4 separate regions of the Homo sapiens genome follow, and regions 2, 3 and 4 are each linked to region 1. The links are chromatin loops, found by intact Hi-C in ENCODE. Cell type or tissue: CD14-positive monocyte. All regions are shown on one strand.

The links. A loop is a pair of places that touch in the nucleus more often than their neighbours do. Peaks named below come from ENCODE experiments on the same cell type or tissue, not always from the same donor. Only the 100,000 strongest peaks of a DNase experiment are listed, where the experiment ranks them.
Region 2: it touches region 1 in a loop (4-fold over the local background); 2 of 110 quality-filtered maps call a loop at or near these places.
Region 3: a loop joins it to region 1, with 2.4 times the contacts of the local background. A loop is called at or near these places in 11 of 110 quality-filtered maps.
Region 4: a loop joins it to region 1, with 4 times the contacts of the local background. A loop is called at or near these places in 2 of 110 quality-filtered maps.

Annotation. Positions count from the first base shown.
Region 1 is chr7:20,197,644-20,202,643 of GRCh38, reverse strand. The region is part of intron 1 of MACC1 (MET transcriptional regulator MACC1); the gene reads left to right. Among named protein-coding and RNA genes, the nearest start is that of MACC1, 17 kb to the left of the region's middle. RefSeq lists enhancers at 978-1,027, 3,114-3,213, 3,244-3,293. In CD14-positive monocyte, CTCF peaks have their summits at 4,448 and 4,649 (motif pointing right); DNase peaks (open chromatin) are centred at 1,083, 1,503, 2,053 and 3,003; H3K4me3 peaks cover 1,222 bases; H3K27ac peaks cover 3,805 bases.
Region 2 is chr7:20,111,867-20,116,866 of GRCh38, reverse strand. All of the region lies in intron 1 of MACC1-OT1 (MACC1 3' UTR overlapping transcript 1), which reads left to right. It overlaps LOC105375181 (a long non-coding RNA gene), which reads right to left. Exons shown (of 4, transcript NR_187885.1): 3 at 2,596-2,715. Among named protein-coding and RNA genes, the nearest start is that of MACC1-OT1, 26 kb to the left of the region's middle. RefSeq lists an enhancer at 1-41. In CD14-positive monocyte, a CTCF peak has its summit at 2,246 (motif pointing left); DNase peaks (open chromatin) are centred at 2,186 and 3,276; H3K27ac peaks cover 1,928 bases.
Region 3 is chr7:20,298,783-20,303,782 of GRCh38, reverse strand. It overlaps LOC101927769 (a long non-coding RNA gene), which reads right to left. Exons shown (of 5, transcript NR_110117.1): 3 at 2,726-2,771. Among named protein-coding and RNA genes, the nearest start is that of ITGB8, 30 kb to the left of the region's middle. In CD14-positive monocyte, no CTCF peak of the experiment used is centred here; a DNase peak (open chromatin) is centred at 1,992; H3K27ac peaks cover 661 bases.
Region 4 is chr7:20,464,284-20,469,283 of GRCh38, reverse strand. No RefSeq gene overlaps it. Among named protein-coding and RNA genes, the nearest start is that of ITGB8-AS1, 140 kb to the right of the region's middle. In CD14-positive monocyte, no CTCF peak of the experiment used is centred here; DNase peaks (open chromatin) are centred at 603 and 2,613; H3K27ac peaks cover 4,037 bases.

The DNA of each region.
Region 1 (5,000 bases):
AATCAAAAAGTTTTTGGTTCTCATCACAGATAGTAAATCATTTAATTCTCATAAAGCATAGTGGAAAGGGAATAACAATTATTATTATTACTACTTAATAGATGTAAAATTGAAGATTGGAGAGTTTTAGAAGCTCGATCAGGTTTTTTGGTTCCGGGTCCCATTTTCTTTCCTCTAAAACACATTGATTGATTATCAAGGCAAGTATGAAATGTATCAACCACTTTGCTCTACGTCCAAATACAAAGAGGCGTATTCTGAAATCTAGAAATTTCTAAAAGAAGGAAACTAAGTCCATCTCTATGTCATAGCTTTGATGGAAAACACAATCTTGTATCTGTTTCTAATACTTCCCATTTTACAATCCATAAAATGAACTTACAGAAGTTGATTTAACCAAAAGACTGTGAACAAATGGAAGAAGTTTTAGATAGCATTAATGAATTGCTAAATAACTGCACTTGTCTACACTATCCTTTCACTTTGGTATGATTGTCGAAGAAACTATTCACTGGCTTGGATGTGCGGACATGGTTTTGAGACCAGACTCATTTTCTGCTGGCATTTGAACCCAGATAGCTTTTACAAATGAAGATAAATAAAATTCATAATAAAATATTTATTCACACTAAACACCTAGGAGTGTGTGGGAAAAACAGTTTTACTGGGGAAAGGAAATACAGGGGCCAGTTGAAAAAACACGAAGAATAATTACCAGTAAGTGAGGTTTGAAACTCATTTCCTCTACAGGAAGACATGGTTCCAACTGGTACAGAGGTTAAGGTTCACATTTTGCATCCTTGGAGACAGAATCTCAAAAATGGAATCTAAGGTGGTCTTAAGTGCAAAACCTCAAAAGGGTAATTTATAATCCTTGGAGTTTAGGAGTCGAAAACAAGGGACAAGGTGAACTCTGTCCACTTCTCTCCATTCTTACAACCACTTTCCTAGTTCAGGCCACTGCCCTTGCTCTTTGTCTCTAGTTCTGCTTCAACTTTTGCTTTCCACCTTCCTGAAATGTAAATCACAGATGAGATCATGTCATTGACTGAACTTAAACTCCTCTGCGTCTTCTTTAGGCTAAAGTTCAAGTTCCTCAGTCTGTGTTATAAGTATGTCATGACCAGCCTCTGCCTTTCTCTGCATCCTTCCCTCTTGCCCCTCCCCCATCCTTGCCTCTGCCCCTACCCCACTGCTATGCCTCAGCCTTACTGAAGTGCTTGCTGCTTTCTGAACGAGTTCTGCTCACTCTTGTTTTTACACCATTGTGGATCATTTTCCTTTTACCTGAAGCACTTCATCCTGCTTCTCCCTACAAATTTCACTGTGGAGCTAGCATTTGAACCCAGATAGCTCAACCTTCAGAACCCATTTCATAAATTCTGCATAATTAGTCCATGGGGGGGACAGTCTGAGAGCCCCTCTTGGCCTCTTGTATTGCATGATCCTGCTGCTTCTTTCTTCCCTCTCTTTAGTTAAAACCTCAGACTGTGTCACATCCTTCTTTTGAGTGTGACCAGCTCTCATTCACCAATGAGATTCACTTAAATTTGATTCACCAATTCAGATGACATAGTACCACTTCTCTCCCTTTAGAATATTTTTTAAAATTAAAAAACATAATAATAGAAATCCATCCCACCAAATAACACCTAGTCATCTTGGAAGTTTTTAATAGGGAGAGGAACACTTCCTTGGTAGGCTTAGGTTGATACTTTTCTGAATGCAAAATGATATTAAAAATGTGCAGCAGTGAGTATGGCATGGACACTTGACCTGTCAGAATGGATGCTGGCCAGTGTATGGTACTCAGGTATTCTTACTGGATATCCACCCTGCCTGGAAGCAGAGAATAGGCATGAAAATATTGAATGGCTCTTAGAAACTTCCAGGATTAGATAGCACCCATGTTTCTAGCTGGGGTTGTGGGGGATATCTCAGGTATCTGACTGTGCATCAGTGAAAAGATTTCTTCTGGCTCCAGCAAAAAAAGAAATCAGGTGCTGATGGTTGAGTGCATTACTTCATCCCCCTTCTTAGGTAATTACATCACTCTGTCTCTCATGTCTTGTGATGAGTTTGGCAGTTTCCTAAACTAAAAACTTCCTGTAATTAACCTACGCACTCTTGCCTGTTAAATTTTGACAACAATTTACTTTCTCTTCCAGGATTTGTCGTTATGACCAGTAAATTGGTAGGAAATACTGATATCAAAGGTCTCCCAGTAACCTCTTTTTTCCTTGGAAGTCATCGTGTGTTTTCTTTGGTATTTATCAGTATTTTGAAGTATAACTTAATAGTGTTTGTTAATGAGGGATATAACTGTTATCTCTTTATCTATAACTGTCCATTTCTAGTAATCTAGTAATCTTTTAAATCTTTTAAATCTACTAATCTTTTAAATCTAGTAATCTAGTAATCTTTTAAAAGATTCTTCGTGTTTTTTCAGTTAGCCCCTGTATTTCCTTTCCCCAATAAAACTGTTATTCCCACACACTCCTAGGTGTTTATTGTGAATAAATATTTTATTATGAATTTTATTTATCTTCATCTGTAAAAGGAAATACATATATATGTATGTATATATACATACATATGTACACACACACACACACACACATAATGGTATAGCCACTTGTTTATCTTTATTCTCTATCTTGTTAATAATTGTATAGGATTTGGCTAATTCATTTGAGCCTTAAAACTTGGTTTGCAAGGTCGTTTTCCTTTATAAAAGCATGTATAACTCACTACTTTCTGATTGATTCATTTTATAGAACATTTAATTTTATTGTTTAAATTTATTTTTAAGATATCTGTTTTTACTTTAAAAATAAGTTTTTCTTAACTTTAAGAACAAGAAAAAGGTAAAGATTTAAAGTGAATTCTTCATCAACATTTTTGAATGACTCTGTACTCTTTGACTCACCTCTGTGAGTTCCTCTTCATTCACTTTGGTTTCTAATTTCATGTTAGTAAGTGCTCTGCTCTCTCTGTGTGCTTCCTGTTTCATTTGAAGACTTCCTTATTCTGTCATTTCATCCTTATTTCAGAGCATGCCTTCCTGATGATTATGTGACAAGGGTGTGGGTGGAGGATAGTGGTGTTGGAGAGGGCAGGTTGGTTTCAGGCCAAGTGGTTGCCAAGGCATCCATTCTGCCAATCAAGGCAAGCTGAGTGCTTCGCTGCTTTCTTCTGGGTTGAACTGAAGCCTCCAGTACTATCACACACACCAGGTCCCTTCTCCATGTAATATACATAATATTGCTTTAGATAGCTTTGGCTAGGACAATGCTTACTTTTTCCATGAGTATGAACAGGAGAAGATCAAACCTTGCCAACTCTTTATCTGTGGATCACATTTCTACCTTAGTAGCTAATAATTTTTCCTTCTCCTCACAGATTTCTTGTGCAAGCCTTGTATGAACCACATAATCTGTGTCTGTCTCAATTTCTTATCTGCAAATGGAGCTAATAACATTGGCTGCTTTTCTCCTGAGATAGTCCTGAGGATTAATAAGCTGGCTTTCAAAAGCACAAGTGTCTAAGATGATAGGCCCTCCATAAATTCAAATTACTATTATTGCCATTCTCCTTACATACTGGCAGCTGAATAATACACTCGCATAAAATATTATATTTACATAGACCTTTACATTTTGAGAAGTATTTTGTAACATTAACTTAGACAAGCCTTTCTCTCTGCACAGTCTCAGCACCACTCTTCTGTGGATAAAAGATTTGTTAGGCATCCTTGGTGGATCTCTCTTTTTCATTGAGTCTTCATTGTTTTGCCAATTCAAGTTACTATTATTATTTTTTAGTCCTATTCTGTCTCTGATTTGAAGGAATTGTTCTACATCAAGTCTCCTTGTGGTGCATGGGATTTATTCTTTAGATTGAATTAATTAGAAAATATACAAGTAATTTTGGCTTATAAATTGATAACCCTGTAAAAATCTTGCCTTGTTAGAAAGCGACAGAAGAAATTATAGGCGAGGCTGAGATCTAAAAGGAGAGCTCCAGAATGGAGGCTTGGACCAGGGGCAGACCAGGAGCTTATCAAGATACAATTGAATAATCAAAGGGTGGAGCCTGGACAAAATGTTTACTTGTCTGGTAAGCCTTAAATGTTTACATTGGCCAATTGATCCCCTTTCATCTTCTCTTGCCCACTAGGAGACCAACATCCATTAAACTCTAGTTTTTGGCAGTCCTGTTCTGTTCATTGTTTATATCCTGGACTAGCATGATATGCTTGGCTCTTTATCCCTCTATGATCTCCCATGCTGTCTGTGGATCTGATGCCTAATTCTGGTTCAGAAAAGCCCCTGGGACTTTACTTAGGCACCAGTTTAGTGCCTGGTTTTCCCAGCTCCCATGAAAGGGGATAAAACATTGCTTTGATCAATATCTCTTTGGTAATGGTTTGCTTCTCTTTCCACTACTCTCCTCCATACCCACATATCACATGCCCTCAGGGATCTCCAGATGATATGGTCTTCTTGAGATTTCTTGCCAATACCCAGACATCAGACCCTCCTGTCATTCCCTTTACCACCTGGATTAGCCACTGTGGTAACTGGAGGCATTCTGCCCCCAGGCCTTTGCTGTTTAAGGGTTTCACCACCAGAGGGTGGTATTTTCCTCTTAGGATCATTGAAATTGTTCATGTTGAAATGGTTTTTATTACATAAAATATTTCTATAAATGAAGTAGCCTATTTTCTAGTGAACAATATAAGCCTGTATAATATAAAAATAAAAATAAAAACAATACATGGTAGATTTGGAAACATTTCTCCTAAAAGCCATGATACTAAGTCATGATAAATACGTGATTGAAACTTTTCTGTTTCACCTGAAATTGAGTTTATAAATCATGACTTTGAAATTTGAAGCTCAAATAGGGCTTCTTAAACTTTCCGTGATCTATGCAGAGTTTGTCTGAAATCTTTGTTCATCATGCAAGTATATTTTAGTTAGTTTTTGTCTGGAGGT
Region 2 (5,000 bases), 86 kb after region 1:
ATTAAAGATGATAAAATACATAACAAGATACATGATAGTCTTTGCCTCACAGGGATCTGTTATTTAAATATGTGGTTTTCCTTCATAGTCATATCTTATACTCACATTTGTCATATGCCCTAACATCGAGGGATATCATTTATATGCCTAAAGATAGCAGTATCTTACTGAAAACTAGAACAAAACATGATGTCAGGGAAGAAAGTAAAGTAATATGTAGTTGTATAATAGATAACCCTTCAAATACATTTTTTTTTTTTTTAAACAGAGTCTTGCTCTGTCACCCAGGCTGGAGTGCAGTGGAGAGATCTCCATTCACTGTAAGCTCCGCCTCCTTGGTTCACACCTTTCTCCTGCCTCAGCCTCCCGAGTAGCTGGGAATACAGGAGGCCACCACCACACCCAGCTAATTTTTTTTTATTTTTAGTAGAGACCAGGTTTCACCATGTTAGCCAGGATGGTCTCGATCTCCTGACCTCGTGATCTGCCTACCTTGGCCTCCCAAAGTGCTGGGATTACAGGCGTGAGCCACCACACCCGGCCCCTTCAAATACATTTTAAACATATAAAATTATTGTATATTACCTATGACTGCATGCATATGTAAGTAGTGAAAGTATGTAAGACATGCGTAGGGACAATGTATGACTATTTCAGAAGAGTGGCCACATTTAGTAGAAGAAGCAGATGGTAGTGAGGCATTAGCCGTTTTTATAATGTTTCTGTTTTTGTTTTCTAAAGGGGCTTTAAACCATATGTAGCAAAGTATTAATATGTGTTTAGGTATTTTTGTACATGAGTACTTGCATTAACAGTAGTATATCCCATACTTTTCTACACGTTTGTTTTATCTAAATAAAAGTGAATTAAAAATTAAAGCCTTAACCCACTTTTTCTGCTAAAAGCTTCCTCATCAGGCAGAATCTCAAATCATTCACAGCTAATATTTACATTTAGTAGTTGAGAAATATTTTTCCATCTGGCATTGAGGTAAGGATGCTATTTTTAAGACAATACATTATTGTGTATTACTATTTTATAAAAGATAACACATATGCCATGAAGATAGTATGCAAGGGACTGAGAAACTTTGAAAGTGCCACAGTTTTCCTCTAAAACATTAAAATTGCACAAAAATTCTATAAATGAATTACTTCCCTTACAGAAAGGTATGTTGTCAAATAATTTTGAAAGTAGGATCAGAAAACTGGCTTCTAGCTCAGTTCTGCTAGTAATAGTTTAAGCATGGGCAAGGTGGTTAACTTTTCTGGTTCTTCACTTTATTTGTAAAATGAAGATATTCTTTCTAGCTCTGAGTCCTCTCAGTAGGTGGTAGAGTGGCGGAGTGTAAAGGAAGTAGGTTCAGAAGTCAGACTGGGGCATGTAAGAGCATTTACAGTCCCTATCTTACAGGGTGTTTATGAAAAATTTATAAAATAATAGAAACACGTCCTTAAAATAGTGCCTGGCAAATATAAAAGGGCTCAGCTTTTTTAATTGCTGTTTTAAAGTGTTGTGATTCAGTATACTCAGAACCATGCTAGGCTTGTGAAAGATTATAATACCAAATACATTGTTTTGGTTTATCACTTGTATATTTCCACTATTTTGTTACATCCCAGAATTGAAAGAGATACAATAAGTATAGTACATGAGATAATTACTAATCCATATAGTCTCTAAGAAGAGTGAGGTGGTGAGGTTCATCCTCAGTCTAGAAGAGGAGCTCAGGGATGAGACATGCCTGTGATGGGGCTTGGACTGAGTCTAAAAGGATTTAATGAGTAACGTGGAAAACTAGCTTAGTCTTAGTGGCCATTCTTACCTCAGTCTCTTCTCAGTTGTCAGTGCTAATTATTGCAATGAAATAACAAAGTCCTAAGTAATTTTTATCACTAACAAGGAGAGTTCTAGGTTATGGGAAGAATCTGACTTAATTCTTTACAACCTGGGGCATGGATTGATAATTTATTTCTTAAGCAGGAAGTTTATGTGCCAAAATTTGCATGCCTCTACTTAAAAGCATGAACTCTATTTCTTTCTAAAACTCAAATACTCTTTCCAAACAAGCTGTTTGTAATCTTCTTTGCCAGGCATCTCTCTGCACGCTCATCACTTTTCTCTTGCCCAATGAGGCAGTGCACTTGGTTTTGTGCTTCTTAGATTGAACCAGGAGGAGAATTCAGCTGTCACCAACAAAGAGGAAGTCAGCCTTGAGCAGAGGGTTACGTCACTGTCTAGAATTGTCAATGCCTTCCCCCTAGAGGAAAGGCAGCTTCTCTTAGAGAGCTAACCATTAAATTAGATCCTTTTAGAAATCAGGCTCTGGAAGAGTTTATTCAGAGTCTCTGGCTAACTAGGCAATGTGGTGAACTGCAATAAGCAAAGTTTCCCAGGCAGGTGGATCTAGGTTGGCTCTTCCTCCTTCAAGCTACTGAGATTATTGTGGCAAATTACTTACCTTCCCTGAGACTATTTTCTTATTTGTAAAATTGGAATAAAAATGAACCTACCTTATTGGGCTATTGCAAGGATTAACATGATAGTTCATGTATAGTATTTAGGAAACTAACCAATAAAATGAAAGTTACTTACGTGTGTGTTGCACATAATTTGGTATATCTATATTAGTTCCCATCCCTTTGCCCTTTCTTCTCTTTCCGAAAAGTAAATCAGTGTTTCAAAATAGTAGTATTGATGTTTTATATTTATTCTCTAGAAAGTATAAAGAGAAAATTCAATATAATCTCAAATATATTGAGATAGTGACTCTTCAAATTCAGTATAATCTTAAACAGTAGATATAAAACTCAAAATTCTATTTGATCAAGAGAGAGAAGACTACTATAAAGAGAATAGAATGGCACACAGTTTTCTTTTATATCAAGCCAGCTGTTTAGGTAGGTAATGGTGTTTGTTTCCCCAGTCCACATTGTTACCCACGTTAATTAACATTTTGTTTCTGTGAGGATCCCAACATGCCTTTGCTGATACCCTTGAACGTGACCTCCTAACATCTAAGGTTTTGTTGTGTTTCGTTTTGTAGTTGTGCATATTTCTCATGTTGTTTGATGTAAAAGGATTTTGAATGGAGATGGTACTTAATGAGTTAAGTGATCTCAGAAATCTGATTCAGAATCCAAATTGAGGTTTTTTTTTTCCTTTTTGGTCCCATACTAATCATTTTGTTCACCTGAGCTGACTCTCTAGTCACAAACTAATCAAGTCTTTGAAACGCTTTCATTTCCTCTTTTATGCTGTCTTTCACAAGGAAGCAGGAACAGAGTACTAGTTTTGACAGAAAGGAGCCACTGCTGCTTTTTACATCATGGTCCTCTGTGTATTCCCAGTGTGACACTGCTCTCAGAAGAGATGGCTAGAAAGCAGCTCCTGTGAGAGTGGCCCTGAATATCAGGTAACTTTTCCAGTGCTGAGGCATTTCTAGAACTCAGGTATTTTCTTCTGTTACCCTTGTGTGGATTAAAACACAGAATATTCAGACCCCTCCTGGAAATGACCATGATGAAACCATAGATAGCTAAGGAGAGCAAGGACATAATTGTGTGCTCTATAGTGTATTGATACCAGGTAAATCTAATGAGAAGAGATTCCATAAGTGATTCTCATTTTACCAATGTTTTCTTTTCTGTATATCTAGCTACCTTAATCATAGTAATGATAAAAGTTCATTAAACACTATATGCTAGGCATTTCTACTGTCTTAACATTCATAGTACCTACCTATGAGGTGTAGGTACTATAATCATATGCACTTTATCTATGAGGGCACTGAAGCACAGAGAAGTAAATAGATTATAGTCATACAGCTTGTAAGTCTAAGTGGTAGGCCCTGGAATCTAACTTGAGTCTTTGGACTGTAACTCCAGCAGAACCAGATTTGGAGAATGTACTTGCAAAAGGCTGCAATTTGTCCAAAGCTGCTGCTGCTTCCAAATGTCATTTGGATTGTGTGAACAAGATAGTTTTGAAAAGGGAGCTCCCCACTGAGATACAGGCTTTCTTTAGAATAGCCTTGCCTCAGCTCCAATTACTTTAGTGTTTAGCACATGCAGTGAGGCTCCTAACTCTCTCTCAATCTCAGATGGCTGTAGGGATTATTAGACAAGGCATATGTGATATTAGGCTGCTATCTGAGGACCTATTATAAAAAGATTATTTTCTAAATTTATTATAAATTTTCTCTGGCATGTACTAGATATGTTTGTTATTTTAATGCCCAGCTGTTTTTTTCAAGGATTCATTCTTTTTGGAAGATAAATAGCAAGGTGCAACAGAGAGTACATATTTTCACTTTTTCAATGTGCATACTTCATTATGTATATAAAAAGATAGACAACATGTTTTGGTGCTAAAAAAGAATTACAAGAAGAACCTGAAATCACAGAAATATGCTGTGTGTAACCAAGTCAATATAGAAATGAAAAAGTATGAATCAGAAATACTTAGAGGAAACTCATTTTTCACCTTTCCTTGGTAATACTCAGTAAAGGAAAGGGCTTTTCTAGGTATAGCTCAGAAGGAAATGAAAAGGGTTTTTTTAGAGAGAGCTCAGAAGGAAACAAGCAGTGATATCATTCATTCCATGAGGAAAACTCTAGTTAATGGTAACAAGAAAGTGACCCTTCGTCATTGAGAACATTTTCTACTTTTCTTGTGACACAATACAAGACACCGTGTGTATTTTTTTTTTTTTTTTTTTTTACAGAAATGTGAATGAATGAAAACAAATGTCCCTTTCCTCAGATCCTATATGGGAACTATGCTGGGGCACTTAATGTTCTACTGGGCTTACCATTTCTTTCAGTGAAGTTAATGATCATGCATCTTTACAACAACATGGATTAACAGAGCACCTGGAAAGTCCCTATTTCCTGGTTTCTGTGACTCAATAAACTTATAGATATTTTCACATCATAAAGCATCTATGCTTTATGCTTCATCTAAGACCTTAGAATATACCTTAAACAAACTGTAACTTC
Region 3 (5,000 bases), 100 kb before region 1:
TGTGCCTGGCCTTAAATGGTATTTTCCAATCAGCCTTTCTAACAAAGAGTAAATGAATTTCTGCCAACATTTAATGATGTAATTTCATTTTCATTAATTTAAAAAAAATAGATTTCTTTTATAGAACTAATAGTCATTTTCCCTTTTAGTAAGTAATATGAAGTTTTCTTTCCAAATATATTTACTTAAGTGAAACACACTGAGTCTGTTTAAAGACAAAGATTACGTGTGGTGGCAGGAGGAAGAGTTAGGATGACTCCCTTCTTTCTGGGTTGCTCCAAGAGGGAAGTGGTGGTGTCATTAACTAAGGCAGGAATTATGGAAAAAAAGCCAGAACAAAAGAGAAGAAAATAAAAACCAAGAATAAGAAATGGCTTGCCTATTATTACTGGATGTGCAACAAAGTTTATTTAAACCAAAGTCCTATAACTTCAAGGACATACCCAACCCACCCTCACATTCTCTCTAATACAGCCAATAAAAGCATGCCATAAAACAACCTCATCATTTCTACAACCTGCCTTCTCACAGCCTGCCATCACCTTCAAAATGCTGGGTGTTTTTTTGTTCTGCTAGGCATTTATCCTAGGTTACATCCTTGGTTCTTATGCAATTTGGTCTTGACTTTAAACGTAGAGCTTTCTTTGGTCTTTATTTTACTGCTTTCACTTCAGGGCACAACTGAAATGCTGTATTCAGCCAAGCTTTTGGACCCTTGGGTCAAAGATCCTGGCACCCATGCTCCTCCAGTAACAGGCAGGCTTGTGTATGTACTTTCTCTCTCTCTCTCTCTGTGTCTCTCTCTCCCCCCATTCCCCCCCTGGAGGATAATCCCCCCTTTGCATGGGGGATTATTAGTGTGTCCTTGAAATATATTGCTTTTTATGTATCATGCATTAAGATATCAGATGTCAGGAATGCAAAGACTTTTTTCTTCTTTGGATATCAGTCAGTCATTCTTTTTGGAGTAATTTAAATTAAATCCCTCTTTTGGAGCAAGACCTTCAACTTTTGATTTTTCTTTTTGAAGCAGATCTCTTTGCCTTTTGAACTTCTTTCTGAGGTTCATATCTGAAGCTATTCTGTCTGTCTTCTGAGATGATGTACCTTATCATATAAAAATGTATGCTGTGGGCTGGGCGCGGTGGCTCACGCCTGTAATCCTAGCACTTCGGGAGGCCAAGGCAGGTGGATCACCTGAGGTCAGGAGTTTGAGACCAGCCTGACCAACATGGTGAAACCCCGTCTCCACTAAAAGTACAAAAAACTAGCCGGGCGTAGTGGCAGGCGCCTGTAATCCCAGCTACACGGGAGGGTGAGGCAGGAGAATCACTTGAACCCGGGGATCCGAGGTTGCAGTGAGCCCAGATCGCGCCACTTCACTCCAGCCTGGGTGAAAGAGCGAAACTCCGTCTTTAAAAACTCCATCTTAAAAAAAAGTATATTGGACATTAGCTCCTTGAAAATGGCTTTTTCGTGCTGAATGTTCATGGTGAGGTCAGTCTGAATTTTAGTAATTTCAATTGACCCCTTCAAATTGAGTCTTAAATTGTCTAAATTTTTAAGTACAAAATTAGTTTGGTCGTATTTTATTAATCATACCTTATTTGTAATCAAATAAAGTACACCATTATTTTCAACAATTTTAAAAATTTTGCGGAATTTGGAGTTATGGTGTTGTAATAGATGCACATTTTTAAATAAGTTCAAAATTTTTATATAAAACTTATATATGTAATTAAACCCAAGAATAGCTGTTCCTTTCTGTTAATAGTCTATTTTTCAGTTATGGGTTTACTTTGGATGAAATTTTGACAGAGATACTTGAGAATTAAAGATCTGAAAATGAATTACATTTATAAAAATACACAAGTTCATACTTCCTATATTACATATAAAAAGATATTTTTGTCATGGGATATTTTATGTTAGCTTTAAGACTTCCATTTTTTAAAAAAGATGAGTCATTTCCTCTGTCTGGGAGATGACTGTGAGTGGTAAAAGTCTGGGTACATATGTTAAGGTCACAGAACTTTGTTAGAGCACAGAATCCACGTTCAGTTTCAAATTTCGTCTTGACTTTGAAATAAAGCAATGGTGTTAGATAAAGAAATGAAGGAATGATTTGACTAAGGTAAACCTTCTGTATCCCCGGTTAGTATCTCCTGTAGAAATAGGTCATATCCTAAGCCTTGGACTTTGAAATTTTCATTCTTAGGTCTATAATGAACCAAAATTCTTACTAAGACAAACACTTCTTGCTTAACTTTTGATTAACTTGCACATGCAAGGACATGAATTTATATTGAAGAGTGATGTCATAGCTGTAACAAAAGGGATTAAAAAAAAAACTTAGGCATTTATGCCAGTCTTTTTCTTTTCTTTTCTTTTTAAACAGAGTCTCACTCTGTCGCCCAGGCTGGGGTGCAGTGGTGTGATCTTGGCTCACTGTAACCTCCACCTCCCAGGTTCAAGTGATTCTCCTGCCTCAGCCTCTTGAGTAGCTGGGACTACAGGTGTGTGCCACCACACCTGGCTATTTTTTTATTTTTAGTAGAGATGAGGTTTCACCATGTTGGCCAAGCTGGTCTCGAACTCCTGACCTCAGGTGATAATGCCCGCCTTGGCCTCCCAAAGTGCTGGGATTACAGGCGTGAGCCACTGCGCCCAGCCTATGCTAGTCTTTAGCTCAGAATTTTAGCAGAGTAAAAGTGGGCTCTACTACCTTACTTAATAGCTGTTACTCAGTCTCTTTCAGCCTTTGGATTCACCTGTGTAAAGAGAGATGATAAAACTTTATTCATTTGTTGTGAAAACTAAATTAAAAAGCATATTAAATGTGGTAATATTTGTAAAATGCCTAGGAGGTCATCTAGCATATAGTTATTGTTTGTTCCTAAGTCCCTCAACTCATTCCTTCATCTTTTCTTCTTTGGAAGACAAAGAGCATATTCTTCCCCTCAATGTAATCCATTTCCTGATGAAAGATGATGTATTTGCTCTATGAAGATGAGTGATAGGTAATAACGGATAGTGATGGAGAATGGCAAATACCAAAGAGATTATGACCTGGGCAAGATATCTCATTAAGCAAGGTTGCTTTCTGCATTCACATTTATTACACACAAAATGAGATACAGCAGTTTTATTTGCATAGTAGATGGAGAACAGAATTTATTTATAAAGCTCTCGATAAACTTCTTAAATGAAGTAAGTGCTTGCAGCTATAGTGTTGGCCTCACCAACACTATGGGCCATGAGCTGGAACATATGGAGAGAATGGGAGAGAAAAAAAAATCAGTTACAGTCTTAAAAGTGAGATAACAAAATAACAATATATGGCAATATAGAAAATAATCATATGAAAAGTACTGGTGACAAGTGCTTGTAGGATTTTAAGCAAATATATATATTTTTGATGATAGTGTATTTGTTCAGGTTCTGGCTGGAAACAACATTCATCTCAAATTGTTCAAATGAAGAGACATTGATGCAGTGGTTCTCAGTCTTGGCTGTACATTGGAAATGCTTGGGGAGCTTTGAAAAGTATACATGCCTGTGTTCTACCCTCAGAGGTTCTGCATTAGTTGGTCTGGTTTGTGGCCTGGCTGTTGGGATTTCTTAAAAGCTTCCCAGCTGATTCTAATATGCAGCTTGAGTTGAGAAACCAGGCTCAACCTCTGAGTTGAAAATGAAAGTACTGCTTTCAGAAGTATGGGCAGTGCTGGGAATTAAAGGATGGTAAGACACAAGAGACTAGCTACACGGGGAAATAATACTACCCTTATGATCAAAGAACAAGAGACACTAGATTGACCTAGTGAAAGCTGGACCAGAGGAGAAGGGGCTATTTTACCTAAGCTATAGTATGAGAGGGGGGTATGCTTCTATTTCCTGACTCTCAGAGCTGAAGCAGGATGTATGAGGGTTCTCCAGAGAAATAGACCTAATAGAATATGTGTGTGCATGTGTGTGCGTATGTGTGTGCATGTGTGTGCGTGTGCGTGTGTGTGTGTGTGTGTGAATTTTTTAAGGAATTTGCTCATGCGATGATGGAGGCTGGCAAGTTCAAAATCTGCAGAGTGGCCCGCAGGCTGGAGACCTAGGAAGAGCTGATGCTGTAGTTCATGCCTGAAATGTGAAGGCAATTTGTTGCCAGTATTCCCTCCTGCTCTGGGGCAAGTCAGTCTTTTACTCTTCTCAGGCTTTAAATTGATTGGATGAAACCCACTCATATTATGGAGGACAATCTGTTTCACTCAAAGTTCGGCAATGTAAATGTTAAATCTCATCTGAAAACATCATCATAGGAGCATCCAGAATAATTTTTGACCACATATCTGGGCAGTGCAGCCCAGCAAAGTTGACATATGAAATTAATTGTCACATAAGGAGGGAGAGGAGAAGAAATAGTCCAGCTTCTTTTTCTTCTCTCTCCCCTTCCTTTGGCCAGCTTCCCAGGACTGGCCAAAGGACTGGCCAGAACTGAATGAAGAATGAGTACAGGATCTGAGGGGCAAACTGAAGATGTCCTGCACATACTTCTAACTCATTTATCACAGGCTTGATTATTATTTTGAAAATGCCTTTTCTATTGTTAAAATTCTCATTTGGTTAGGTTGAGCAATATTATGACAGACTCTTGAATTTATTTTTTAAAATTATGCTAAAGACTTAGTGGTTTCTAAAATGATTTTCTAATGATCTTTGCTGAGATGGTTTCTCGTTAGACTAGAATAACATAACAATGTTTGTGTCACCAATGCAAATGCAGTTTTTACTAACCAATAAGAGCACTGCTAAAATTTATTTTCGGCTTAAAAGAAAATACTATTCTATCTAATTTTATATTAGATGGTCACCAGGAAGCTATGGTGACCATGAAGGCCTCCTGCTGTTTCTTAACTTCTAGCCCATGCCAGTTGGCTCCAGGCTTCAGGGGAATGAACAGTTGTTACAGTTAGCAACAGGCAGTATAGTAAGTATGACTAAATGTGGGG
Region 4 (5,000 bases), 270 kb before region 1:
TCCTTCCTTCAAGCTAAGTTTATGTGGAAAGTCCTCCAAGTCCTCCAAAGACAGAATAATGATTTTTTAAAAAGGAAGGAAATAATAAAATAATTAAATGAAATCTACTGATTTGATTTTCAAATAGGAGAGAGGAAATGATATGACTTCAATTTTCTTTTAATTGCCTTTAACATATAGCTTTAAATAAGGGACCACTCAGTTGGGAAACTATCAGTCTTTTTAGGAGAGTGACTTTCACACGTGTTGAATAAATACAGGAATGTGTACTTCCATCTTTCTCCCAAAAGGCAAATAAAATATCTTGGCGTAAAGAAGAAGCTGCAGGCTGGGCACAGTGGCTCATGTCTGTAATCCCAGCACTTTGGGAGGCCGAGGCGGGCGGATCAAGAGGTCAAGAGATCGAGACCATCCTGGCCAACATGGTGAAACCCCATCTCTACTAAACATATAAAAATTAGCTGGGTGTGGTGGCACACACTGTAGTCCCAGCTACTCGGGAGGCTGAGGCAGGAGAATCACTTGAACTCGGGAGGCAGAGGTTGCAGTAAGCCAAGATTGCGCCACTGTGCTCCAGCCTGGCAACAGATCAAACTCCATCTCAAAAAAAAAAAAAAAAGAAGAAGCTGCATTTCTTGCTGCAAATGGACATAGGAGTGTCCTCATTAGAACTTTATCAGAATTGGTCTTAGTTTGCTCATATACATGTAAGTCTTCCTTACTAAATCATAAGCCCTTGAAAGCAGGGAGTACATTTTCCTCATCTTTATTTGCTTAACATTACCCAGTGCAGGGCCATATACATGGAACAAGATCAGTAAATGCCAGCTGAAGTAGCATATTTTGCTTCTCTGGCCTTAGCTCATAGCACTTGTAATAGTTGCTAGTATTGTATTAAATATGAGGATTGCTGCTTAGTGTCTAGCCCCCAATGGACTGAGAGCTTTGTTAGGGCACAGATAGTACTTGTCTTGTTCACTGCTTTATTCCCAGGAACAAGCACAGTGCTGGAGTGTGGTGTTTGCCCAGGAACTATTTCCAGCACAAATGAATGCACAAACGGATAAAGAAACACAGCTTCAGTATACCATCCATCTCTTGGAACAGGAAGGTCACAGAGATGCTTCTCTCTGCATGAATAGTAAATCTCATCCTACAATCTTTCTTTCGCAGTGATAATATTGACTATCATATTATTCTGTTTGTAATCTGACATCTGAGTCTTAGAAAAGTTTCTGGGTCCTACTGCCCCTGGACCTTTCAAGAATGTGAAGTAGGTTGCCTAATGAAATACAGGACACTCAGTTAAAAACTCAGATAAACAATGAGTAATGTACACTATAAAGTAGAATTATGTTATATTTAAATAAAAAGTTATTCTTTATCTGACATTCACATTTCAGTGAGCATCCTGCATTTTTATTTGTGAAAGCTGGCAACCTTGAAGTAATTTTCTGTGCAAGACTAAGAAGACTGTCTGCCCAGCAAAGTTATTTCCTAGTTTAGGATCCTGTCCTAGATTTCCTGTCCACATGGGATATGTTCGATGCAAAATCTGGACCAAGAGAATTTGACCTTTCCAGAGCTTCCAAGTCCCCTTCCTATAGGCTATTCTTCTTGTAGGAACCATGCAGAGACCTCACGTACCTCATGTTTCCTTCGTGGCTATATGTGGTCTCAGAAAAATTATATCATAAAGTCATTCCTATTGAGATATAAATGGCTGATAAGATTCATATATTACTTCTATCAGGTAAATTTATGCTGTAAATGGAAACCGTCAAAATAAATAATAGATAATTAATACTAACTGTGGAATTCGAGAATTTCTCTGAGTTGTTATTGGAGGTGGTTTTAGGTAAAAATTGCTGTTGTGTTGTTCTCTTGAAATTAAGCATTTGGTGTTTGACTACTATATCCTTTCATTTGTGTACATGTAAATCTGGGGTTTGGGCCCCAGAATCTTGGAGGATAGTTAAGAGAAAGGGTTACCGTAAGTGCTCAAGGCTTTTTATCCCATGACCAGAGAGGAAAAACAGAACTCTGTCTAGCTTGATATTAAAAACAATTATGGAGTATCTTTACTTTGCTACTGTTCTTTTTGCTAAGTATTCTCATATGTCATTCTTGGAAAAATTCTGTGAGGTGGATCATATTATGTCCAGATTTTAGATGAAGCAATTGAAGATGAGAGAAGTTAAGTGACTTGCCCCAAGCCAGAAAGATTGTAAATGGCAGAGCTGTGATTCAAACCAGGGTTTTTTTGACTTTGAGGTGATCTTTTTATCACACTATGGTGGCCACTTATCCCACAGCCTACTTCTTGGGAATCCCCAGGTTCTCCCTTGAAGCTATAAATGTGGGCCTAGGGTGTGGCTGTTGGGCAGTAAATACCCCATGGTTAAATGACTTTTGTTTGCAAAGTTTTGAGAAAAAACAGTAATGCCAGATTGCTTTAGTAGTCAAGGACAGGAACATGATTCAGAATCATATGCTGTTTGGAAACTAAATTTCATTGCAAGTTTTTCTTTTCAAGAAGTAAATTTCTCTTTATCCATGGGTAAAGTCATGGTGGATGAAAGGGATCCTGACATCACCACTGAGATTCATTTCCAAGGTTGTGTTAAGGGGCACTTAAAGGGGAAGTGAAGCAAACTTGTGATGTAAGGGAACTTCGTCTTTGATGCCCTCTCACTTACCCTTTAAAGCAACCTCTTTCTCCTTCCTCATCTTAGCACTGTCAGGCCTGGTTAACAATCTAGAAGGAATCTGAAAAAATATTCTACTCTTGGGCTAACTTATGAGTACTCAGAATGGCACCTATCCCTGGGATGTGATAATTTTAATAGAGAATATATTAAAAAGGAATAAAGAGTTGAATTTCTAAATGGTACCATCCTGGATATTAGGGTGGATCAATGAGGAGGGTCTTTTTGGATAGGAAATGACTGCAACCACACTTACTAGGCAGTACCAGAGGAGAGCGAATGTGTAGTAGAATTAGATATTTTATATTCAGAGTTGGTTCGTATTATTTAATTAGTAAGTTAAAGTCAGTACTCCATGACTTAGAGGTTGTAGAAATATGGTTAAAATAAGCAAATTTTAAAATATGAACTTAAATGCTCTATAGGATTGATAAACATTGGAGTCAACATTTGGCCTGTTGAAAAGAAAGCAAGACATAGTAGTCCCATTTGTAAAGTAGGAATTCAGGGATTGTGGTTTGGGGTGTGTGTGTATGTGTGTGTGTGTGTGTGTGTGTGTGTGTGTGTGTGTGTTTTGAGTCAGGGTCTCGCTCTGTCACCTAGGCTGGAGTGCAGTGGCATGATCATGGCTCACTGTAGCCTCAACCTCCTGGCCTCAAGCATTCCTCCCACATCAGCCTCCTTGGTAGATGGAACCACAGGTATGCACCACCATGCCTGGCTATTTTTTTTTTAAATTTTTTTGTAGAGATGGGGGTCACTCTATGTTGCTCATGCTGATCTTGAGCTCCTGGGCTCGGGCAATTCTCCTGCCTTTGCCTCCCAAAATGTTGGAATTACAGGTGTGAGCCACTGTGCCTGGTCAGTGTCCTTCATCTTTATGAAATAAACCACTAAGAAAAAAAAATGAATAGAATTTGCTGCAGAAATAATTAATAGGGAATTTTAATACTGGATTTATTGATGGAAAATTGTCTGGCAATACTGAGATTTGCTACTAAGGAATATCTCTTCGACTAGAATGTGCTGTGATGTAGTAGAAACAGCCAAGTTTTAGAGTCAAACAGACCTGGCTCTTTTTATGACATTGTATCAATTACTTAATATCTTTAATCCTTAACTTCCTCCTTTGTAAAATGGCAAGAATGATAGATAACTGAGTTATTCTAAGAATATTCTAATATCTAAATGAGATATTAGTTTAAAAATGCCTAGTAAATGAATACATAAGGAGGAGCAGAATTACAGGGAAGGGTATAGGGAATCAGGAGTTTGGTATTAGTCACATTAAGTTTAAGATGCTTATTAAAGTTTCCTGGGAAGTCAAGAGGTGATGAATAGATAAATTTAAGATCACTTAAAGGATGAGAGAAGTCTCTTGCGACTCAGCCTTTGGGCCCTCAGCATTTGGAAGCTGGGAAGATAAGGAGAAATCTTCAAAGGAGATCAGGAAGAAGTGGACAGCAGAGAAGAAGAATCAAGTGAAAGTTTTATGCTAGAAACCAATGGGGAAAAAGTGTTTCAAAAAGCAGGGAGAGAGCAACTATACCAAATGTTGCAAGTCAGAGGAAATGAGGACTACAAATTATTTGATTAGGCAATGTGGAAATCATTGGTGGCCTTGACAAGTTATTTCATGGAGGGGTAGAAACCAACAGGCTCCTTCTTAACCCTTGCAGGATCAAGGACAAGGTCTTGGAGGTCCTTGCATCAGATATCTAAATTTTTATAATTACGAATCAAGATAGAAAATAGCAGACATCATGTGAGCACTACACAATAAGCATAAGAAACAGGCCAAGAAAATAGCAGAAATATTGGTCCTGATGTAGTCTAGCCATGGAACCAATGCCAGCAGTCCTTGTCTCCCACCAAGCTTGACAAGAGAATAGAAAGACCAGTTCTCCTTCTCTCATCATCACACTGGGAAACATGCCGGAGGCTGGCAATCTCCTGAAGATGCTGTGTGGGTTCCTCTCCTAGAAGCACATGGATTGACGGTAGTGGGATAATACACAGGCTGCTGGGCCTTGGGGATGCCAGGTGCCTGCAGGGGTTGTTTGCGAACAGAGCTCCCTTAAGATCCATAAAATGGAGGAAGTCATGAGACTAGTGAGGGGCCACGCTGGAGTGCTGCCTCACCCTCAGAGAGAAAGGGGATCCCCAATCTCAGATAGTTTGTTGTCTGGAGTGAGCTCCCAGTCGTCTGGGGGCAACCTTGATCCTGCACTATAAGGTGTTCTGTTATTTGCAGCTGAACGAATTCTAACAGATTCACAGGCATTCAATAAA